Regions from separate parts of the Homo sapiens genome. Here region 1 is linked to region 2. Evidence: chromatin contacts called from ENCODE Hi-C or POLR2A ChIA-PET data. All regions are on one chromosome and are shown on one strand. The core of a region is the stretch at or near the end of the contact, and the rest is flanking DNA. Distances in the headings are between cores, read along the strand shown. Region 1 overlaps TRAF3 (TNF receptor associated factor 3). Region 2 holds the start of HSP90AA1 (heat shock protein 90 alpha family class A member 1).

Evidence for each region. A loop is a pair of places that touch in the nucleus more often than their neighbours do. ChIA-PET counts read pairs that join two places held with the same protein, here RNA polymerase II (POLR2A). Pooled maps may share reads with other maps.
Region 1: a pooled map shows a loop between it and region 2 (5-fold over the local background). The contact joins the enhancer-like site here to the promoter of HSP90AA1 in region 2. A Hi-C loop is called at or near these places in 5 of 50 pooled maps. POLR2A ChIA-PET finds 5 or more read pairs at or near these places in 2 of 52 experiments (BJ and activated CD4-positive, alpha-beta T cell).

Annotation. Positions count from the first base shown.
Region 1 is chr14:102,805,478-102,809,523 of GRCh38, reverse strand. The region is part of intron 1 of TRAF3 (TNF receptor associated factor 3); the gene reads right to left. Among named protein-coding and RNA genes, the nearest start is that of TRAF3, 30 kb to the right of the region's middle. RefSeq lists an enhancer at 3,734-3,823. Within about 2 kb of position 1,908, at least 7 of the 41 ENCODE cell types and tissues checked have a DNase peak (open chromatin) inside an H3K27ac peak, as active enhancers do.
Region 2 is chr14:102,084,606-102,088,863 of GRCh38, reverse strand. HSP90AA1 (heat shock protein 90 alpha family class A member 1) reads left to right here and starts at 1,820. Exons shown (of 11, transcript NM_005348.4): 1 at 1,820-1,878; 2 at 2,486-2,647; 3 at 2,740-3,106; 4 at 3,433-3,566; 5 at 3,866-4,183. The coding sequence starts at 2,486. RefSeq lists silencers at 1,263-1,312, 1,373-1,902, 1,943-2,232 and an enhancer at 3,945-4,258.

The DNA.
Region 1 (4,046 bases), core at 659-3,158, 720 kb before region 2:
GCTGTGAAAGATTTTATTATAAAGCTTAAAAATAATCCTCATTTGGGATACATTCCATTTCCAGGAGACACAGAGCTTTAAGAAAGTCACTCTAGGCCAGGCGCGGTGGCTCACGCCTGTAATCTCAGCACTTTGGGAGGCTGAAGCAGGCAGATCACCTGAGGTGAGGAGTTTCAGACCAGCCTGGCCAACTGGTGAAACCCCGTCTCTACTAAAAATACAAAAATTAGCCGGGTGCGGCCAGGCACAGTGGCTCATGCCTGTAATCCCAGCACTTTGAGAGGCCAAGGCAGGCAGATCACGAGGTCAGGAGATTAAGACCATCCTGGCTAACACAGTGAAACCCAGTCTTTACTAAAAATACAAAAAATTAGCCGCGTGTAGTGGCACGCACCTGTAGTCCCAGCTACTTGGGAGGCTGAGGCAGGAGAATCTCTCGAACCTGGGAGGCAGAAGCTGCAGTAAGCAGGGATCGCGCCACTGCACTCCAGCCTGGGTGACAGAGCGAGACGCCATCTCAAAATAAATAAATAAATAAATATTAGCTGGGTGTGATGGCGCGCACCTGTAATCCCAGCTGCTCGGGAGGCTGAGGCAGGAGAATCACTTGAACCCAAGAGGTGGAGGCTGCAGTGAGCTGAGATCGTGCCACTGCACTGCAGCCTGGGCAACAGCGTAAGACTGTCTTAAAAAAAAAAAAAGTCAATCTATCACCATGCTCAAGACAATCAAATTAAAACTACAACTAAAATTTTTCTAGAAACAGCCATTGGTCATTCGACTCAGAGGACATATTTTCCCCAAATACTGAAAATGTGCCTTTAATATTTACATTATGTCCTGTAAAATGCGTCTATAGCTAGGGTCCACCTTCTAGACCAATTTGGAAGTTTTTCTGTTCCAACAAATCCTCTTAAATAACTTCTCAGACATTTCCTTCCCTTGGAGGCTGCCTTGGAAGCCCTCTAGCACCTGACTAGTATGGTTCTTCTTTTCTTTTTTTTTTTTTTTGAGATGGAGTCTCGCTCTGTTGCCCAGGCTGGAGTGCAGTGGCACAATCTCGGCTCACTTCAACCTCTGCCTCCTGGGTTCAAGCAATTCTCCTGCCTCAGCCTCCTGAGTAGCTAAGATTACAGGCATGTGCCACCACACCCGGCTAATTTTTGTATTTGTAGTAAAGGTGGGGTTTCACCATCTTGGCCAGGCTAGTCTCAAACTCCTGACCTCAGGTGATTCGCCTGTCTCAGCCTCCCAAAGTGCTGGGATTACAGGTGTGAGCCACCGCACCTGGCCTAGTGTGTTCTTCTTTCACATCCATCTCCATTGCGAAACTTAGGAATGCTCCAGTATCAGCCTGTGGCAAACCAGGGACGTGGCCAAAGTGACTCTCTGTGCCCTCCCCTCCCACTTCCTGTCCATCCAAAACAACCGCCAAATAAATGCACAGTTATAAACACCTGGACCATGCATTCCATCCATGCATTCCTTCACCTCTAACAAAATAAAATTTCATTTCTTTCAGACGTGTCTTAAGGACTAGTGGAGCATAGAGGTATGCTGCCTCAACTTCCTTCCAGTACTGATTTGCATGTTGGAGTAATTATGCCAAGGCCATGGTGCTAGTTTTCCATTTCCTTTTTCGTAAAAAGGCCAACTAACTCACCATGCTCTACTTCAAAAGCTTACTAACAACATCACTATGCGCCTACCTTTCTGTGTGCCATAAAAACAGGGTGGAACATTTGCCAGCTGTAGGGATAAGAGAGCTCCCCTGGAGCTGTGGTCGCTGCCCTCATGCCTCACCACTAATGGCTTAGTTCTTTTAATACTCTGAAAGGTGAGGAAAAAATAACTGACAGAAAAATCCCCTACACAAAAACCCCAACTCTGCGGGAAGGAGGGCAGGTCCCTGTGAATCATCCACCCATCCTCCAAGTGAAAGGCAGCACAGGTGAGTGAGTTATCATCTAAAGATGGCCAAAGCAAGAGGACTGCTTGAGGCCAGGAGACCAAGACCGGCCTGGGCAGCATAGCAAGACCCCATCTCCACAAGAAAATAAACATGGCTAGTAGAAAGGGACACAGCCCTGTGGGGATGGCTGAGGAGGAAACTGTAGGACACAGGCAACAGGACTCCAGGTGCAGGCATGGAGAGACTGAGGCCCCAGGCCCCTGGAGAAAGGAGGACAAGGCAGCAGGCAGGACAGGCAGTGTCCAGGGGGAACAATGATGGCCTCCTGGGCAGGCAGGCTCCTGGGGCTGAAGCTGGGGCAGCAGGGAGACGCAAGACCTTATCAGGAGGAATGCAGGGTGCACTGAATGCAGTCAGAGGCCGTAAAGGGTTTTCAGGGAAGGGCAGGAGGCCACCTATGTTTAGATCTCTCTGACAGCAGCATGGAGAAAGGCCTGGAGAAAACTGGGGTGAAGTGGATAGACAAGTTGGGGCCACCGGCATCAGCAGAAGGCTTGCCTGGGCTGGGGACCAGGGACGTGGGAAAACAGGGTGCAGAAGTGAGCACCAACGACAGATTGTGAGAGAAGAGGGACCAAGAAATGCTCCCCAGTCTTCTAGCATCTGGATGGGGGTAGGGAGGAATCAAGAGCTTCACTAGAGACAGGTTAGGTGTCATTCAAGCAATAACACCCAGTGGCCCCAGTCATGCCCCATTCACTCACTCTCAAGGTTTGTGGACAAAACGCCTCCTTGTCCTGCAGGTCCGGGACAATGAGCCCCTCTGAGACCAGCTGTATGAAGCACTCCACTCTTGACCTCCCCCCAGCCCTGCCAGGCCCCCTCTATTCTTCTGGAATCAGCACATGGACTTCCCTGTCTTCAAGGTCTGCCTTAGAACACAGGCCTCATGACTACAGGGAGCTGCCCATATCATTTCCTGCCATGCCCTGGTACACAGGAGGGTGCCCGGCACATACCAAGGACTCAATAGCTGTTAAATAAATATGCAGGTCCGAAGCTGAAGCTCAAGGGGCAGCTTGGACTAAAGACATAAGTTTGGGGAACTTGGGAACCACAGCTGGAAAATTATTTTATTTTTCTAATGGTATCTACTCAAAAATTCCCATTCTGCTAACCAAAGTTTTGATGTAAATTATGGCATGTTGGGAAGGGTTTATCCAGACTGGCTTGATGGACTTCTGGGCACTCTAGCCTCCAAGTGCCCTCTGCTGTTTAATGACTAAAGAGACTGAATTTCTGTAGAAAGTACCTCACCTTATGAAAACATAAAATCTTAACAGTCATACATTCACTAGAAATCAAGAAGAGTATGGTGAATGAACAATTTCCAAGCCACGGTTTCTCAACCTTGGCGCAACTAACATTTTGAACCCGAAAACTCTTTGCTGTAGGGATATGCTGAGCACTGCAGGGTGTTCACAGCATCCCTCGTTCTACTTACCAATGCCAGTGGCATCCCCCACCCCACTTCTGAAGGTTTCCAGACACTGCAAAATGCCCCCTAGGGTACGAAACTGCACCCCACCCCCACCCCACCAACTCCATCTCTGGATGAGAACCACTGTCCCAGACCCAGTGGTCTTTCCATGTAACTACAACCAAGGAAACAGGAATCAAATTTAGTTAAGTTTGAAATGTTCACTTAAAAACAACTAGTCCAAATGACATCCTCTAGTGAAACTAAAAGTAAAACAGGTATGTACTCACACAAACCATCCCAGTGAGGTTTTGAACCATGACATCAAAACATGCTGACATTTCCTTTGAAGAGTCTGGGTCTAAATTGGACAATCTTCGGAAGGACTGCCTCACGCTCTAGCTGAGGGAATGCATGACTAACCTCTTCATTTCAACAGGACACAGGAAAACGTAGCCAGGTAGAGCATTCTTTCCCTATGTAAAACTGCATGGAATCACCGAGCTGGCTGCAGGCAGGGGCTCCCTGGTGCCTCACTGCTCACCAGCAGGGAGGAGAACCCAACAGTAGTCTTGGGCAGCGATGACTCAGCCACAGCAGAAGCCACAGAGGGCTTGGAGTCCAGCGGTGAGTCTCTACGCAAGGGGGCTCCCA
Region 2 (4,258 bases), core at 571-3,070:
CTCTATATCTCAAACCCCCTGGGCAATGGCAGAAACTGCGGTAGGAAAAGTTCCTACAAGTGAGGAGAGCGGGGACAGTGGCTGGTGGTGACAGGAAGGAAACAGGCAAAGGCGGCAGTCGCCAGGGAAGACCTTGCGCCCCTTCAGCGACCCGCTCACCGCTCTTCCTGCTTCCGGATTCCTCCCCGCCAGTCCAGGCTGCAGCTGTAGGAAAGCCTGGGCCGGGGGCGCGCCCCCAGGCTGCGCAACAGCTACCACAGGACCAGGCACACACCCGGTCACCACCGCTGGGGCCCGCGCCACGTGGCTGCTAGTTTCCTTCCACTTCCCCCGCTTTGTAATGCCAGGCAAGACGCTTTATGTTGATTTCACACGCTCTTAAGGGGGTCCCAGGCCGCAGTCTGAAAACCCCTGCTCCTGAGCAAGTTGCGTTTCCCTAAAGACCAGGAAGCGGAGGTAGTTCCATCGTTTCTTTACACGGCAAGGAGCTTTCAGATTATTCCGAGGGCCTGGCTATGAGTCTAGGCAGGAGGCGGCCCAATCATGGGAGGCGCCAGAGACAAAGAGGAAGAGGACATGGACTAGGCAGGGAAGCCAGGTCGAAGGAACCCCAATGCCTCCAAGGTTCCCACAGCTGGCCTTGGCCAAAATATCCGAAAATTCCCATGTAGAAACTGGCTTTTCCAGCCTGGGCAACATGGTGAAACCCCGACTCTACAAATAAATACAAAAACTAGACAGGTGTGGTGTCCGCGCCTGTGGTCCTCTGCCCACGCTCGTCCCAGCTACTGGGAAAGCTGAGGCGGGAGGATCACCTGAGCCCGGGAGGGTCGAGGCTGCAGTGAGCCGAGATTCCGCCGCGGCACCCCAGCCTGGGCGACAAAGCGAGAGCCTGTCCAAAAAAAAAAAAAAGAAAAAAAAAAAAAAAAAAACCTTTTAGGGCAAGTTAATCACCAAAGTGTTAGATACTTAATTTGGAGACCGCAAATCGGTCGGCAAAACGATGGGCTTTTCAAAATCATGCCGGGTGTAGCTGGGTAAGCATGAATTTGTTCACCAAGTCCCCGATTCCCAAGCTAAGGGACCCTTAAGTATGAAGCACATGGCTTTCGGGGAACCCAAAAGTAGGGAGCGCTCCCGAGCCAGCGGTGGGTCTGGAGAATCCCCGAGCGCGCAGGCCGCGGGACAGCCTCCCCAGTGCGCAGCAGCCTGAGGCTAACAGCCCCCAGAGGGCAGAGCCCCGCGATCCCGGCGCCGCTTGCGGCTGGATTCTTTGGCAGCGGGCGCGGCGCCAGTCAGGACGACGGCTCCGGAAGTCTCCCGGGCGCGTGAGACCCGGGCCGCTCTCCGTCCACGCACGACCCTCCCTCCAGGCGCGCCTCCCACCCCGGCCCCGCGTTCCGCTCAGCCCGGGTGACCAACTACACCTCACTTCAAAGGCCCCCACGCCCGGGCGTGCCCTCCGCCCGCCCGCGGCAGGTGGGGGTGCAGGGCGGAGGGCGCGGGCGGCCCCAGAAGGCGCCCGGACCTTCCCGAGAATTCCGGGCCGCGCAGGCGCATTGAGGCCGGCGCGGGGGCGTGCGAGAGGCGCGCGGCGGCGATTGAGGGAAGGTTGCCCGGGCCGGGCCACGAGCAGGGCCTGCGCGCGCCCGCAGGAAGGCGCGGGGGCGGGGTGCCGCGGCAACGGCGCATGCGTAGGCGCGCGGCCGCGGCGGCGGCTGGGGAGGGTTCTTCCGGAAGGTTCGGGAGGCTTCTGGAAAAAGCGCCGCGCGCTGGGCGGGCCCGTCGCTATATAAGGCAGGCGCGGGGGTGGCGCGTCAGTTGCTTCAGCGTCCCGGTGTGGCTGTGCCGTTGGTCCTGTGCGGTCACTTAGCCAAGGTGACGGGTGGTTGTGGGGGCCTGTGGAGGTGGACTGGGGACCGGGACTGGGGGCGGCTGGCGCGGGGCGGAGGCTGTGGGGGCCGGACCAGATCCCTGAAGCAGCCAGGGCCGCGCTCCCGGGCGGCCGCGCTTTCTATTCCGGAGGCCTCGGGACCGCTGCGGTTTCCGCACCCCGCTTCAGGAATGGGCCGGGCGGCCGCGGGCTCCCCGAGGCTCTGCAGCAGCGCCAGAGCTGGCGCCGCACGCGAACAGAGCGGCCCCGCCGCGGGGGTCCCCCGCCCGGCCCCGCTGGGGGCGCAGGCGGAGGAGGCCGCCGTGGCGGAGCCGCAGCCCGCGCGGGAGGGCACCCGGGGTGTTCGTTGGGGACCGCGGCGGGGGACTGGGCCCGGGCCTGCGGCGGCCTCCCGGAAGCGCGCACACGCTCGTGGTAGTTGCCGCGCTCCGAAATGAGGTCATCCTTTGTCAGCCGCCCTTCTATTTTCGGTTTACTTAAACTTCGCAAATCTCCAATTCGGCTTTAAAAATATTTGGAGAACGCGATGGAATTTCGTGTTGCCTCTGTAGACGTCCTGCAAGGTTTTAAACCGGCGCGGTGTCGTTCCAGATGCCTGAGGAAACCCAGACCCAAGACCAACCGATGGAGGAGGAGGAGGTTGAGACGTTCGCCTTTCAGGCAGAAATTGCCCAGTTGATGTCATTGATCATCAATACTTTCTACTCGAACAAAGAGATCTTTCTGAGAGAGCTCATTTCAAATTCATCAGATGTAAGTCACTTATTAACCCAGAATCGGATTTTGGTTTCAGTGTGAACTTCTTGGGGGTGCTGTATGCTTAAATTAATATTTTTTGTTAACAGGCATTGGACAAAATCCGGTATGAAAGCTTGACAGATCCCAGTAAATTAGACTCTGGGAAAGAGCTGCATATTAACCTTATACCGAACAAACAAGATCGAACTCTCACTATTGTGGATACTGGAATTGGAATGACCAAGGCTGACTTGATCAATAACCTTGGTACTATCGCCAAGTCTGGGACCAAAGCGTTCATGGAAGCTTTGCAGGCTGGTGCAGATATCTCTATGATTGGCCAGTTCGGTGTTGGTTTTTATTCTGCTTATTTGGTTGCTGAGAAAGTAACTGTGATCACCAAACATAACGATGATGAGCAGTACGCTTGGGAGTCCTCAGCAGGGGGATCATTCACAGTGAGGACAGACACAGGTAGGCACCTGAACATTCACTGGTTAAGTGAGCGGTGGAAGGGTGGGGTGCTGCAACCCTTGGACCCCTGGGGATGCGGTGAAGCTTACAGAATTTGTGTTTGCCCAACGATCAGGAACAAGCTAGAGCACTTAATTAGTGTAATGGCATGACTTGGTGGGCGGTTCTTTTGGGCGAGGCACCTTGCCCAAAAGGTTCTGCTGTGGTGGCCTTTGCATCTGTAGTAACGGCAAACCTTGCTTTATAGACACGTTATAAGGGTGTTAGGCATGGCGTTGAGCACTAAATTGAATGTATTAAGTCAATTTTTCTTTCTTCTCTTGCAGGTGAACCTATGGGTCGTGGAACAAAAGTTATCCTACACCTGAAAGAAGACCAAACTGAGTACTTGGAGGAACGAAGAATAAAGGAGATTGTGAAGAAACATTCTCAGTTTATTGGATATCCCATTACTCTTTTTGTAAGTTTTTATGTAATTGCAGAGTGAATTTCTGTCTGTAGGTGATTGGGGTGACTGTACTACATCCTTAGTCCCTAGATCTGTTCAACTAGTCTGAAGCCTGGGGAACCTAAGCTCTACTACCTAACTCTGTAAAAGTTCCTCGGGCTATTAAGTGGATGTATCAAATATTGATGAAAAGCTGGGTGCTTCTCAAGTTGGCTAATTTAGACTTGGGCCTTAGGTTGAAAATAGTGGTGCAGCGCTGTCGCTTAGTTCTGGAGTGCAGCAGTGATGTGATTTCGTGTTTTCTTTTGAAGGTGGAGAAGGAACGTGATAAAGAAGTAAGCGATGATGAGGCTGAAGAAAAGGAAGACAAAGAAGAAGAAAAAGAAAAAGAAGAGAAAGAGTCGGAAGACAAACCTGAAATTGAAGATGTTGGTTCTGATGAGGAAGAAGAAAAGAAGGATGGTGACAAGAAGAAGAAGAAGAAGATTAAGGAAAAGTACATCGATCAAGAAGAGCTCAACAAAACAAAGCCCATCTGGACCAGAAATCCCGACGATATTACTAATGAGGAGTACGGAGAATTCTATAAGAGCTTGACCAATGACTGGGAAGATCACTTGGCAGTGAAGGTGAGTGACTGATGGGTGCTTCAAGCTTGTCCTTAGATTATCATCTTTCTCCACCACCCCAAATATCTTCTATAA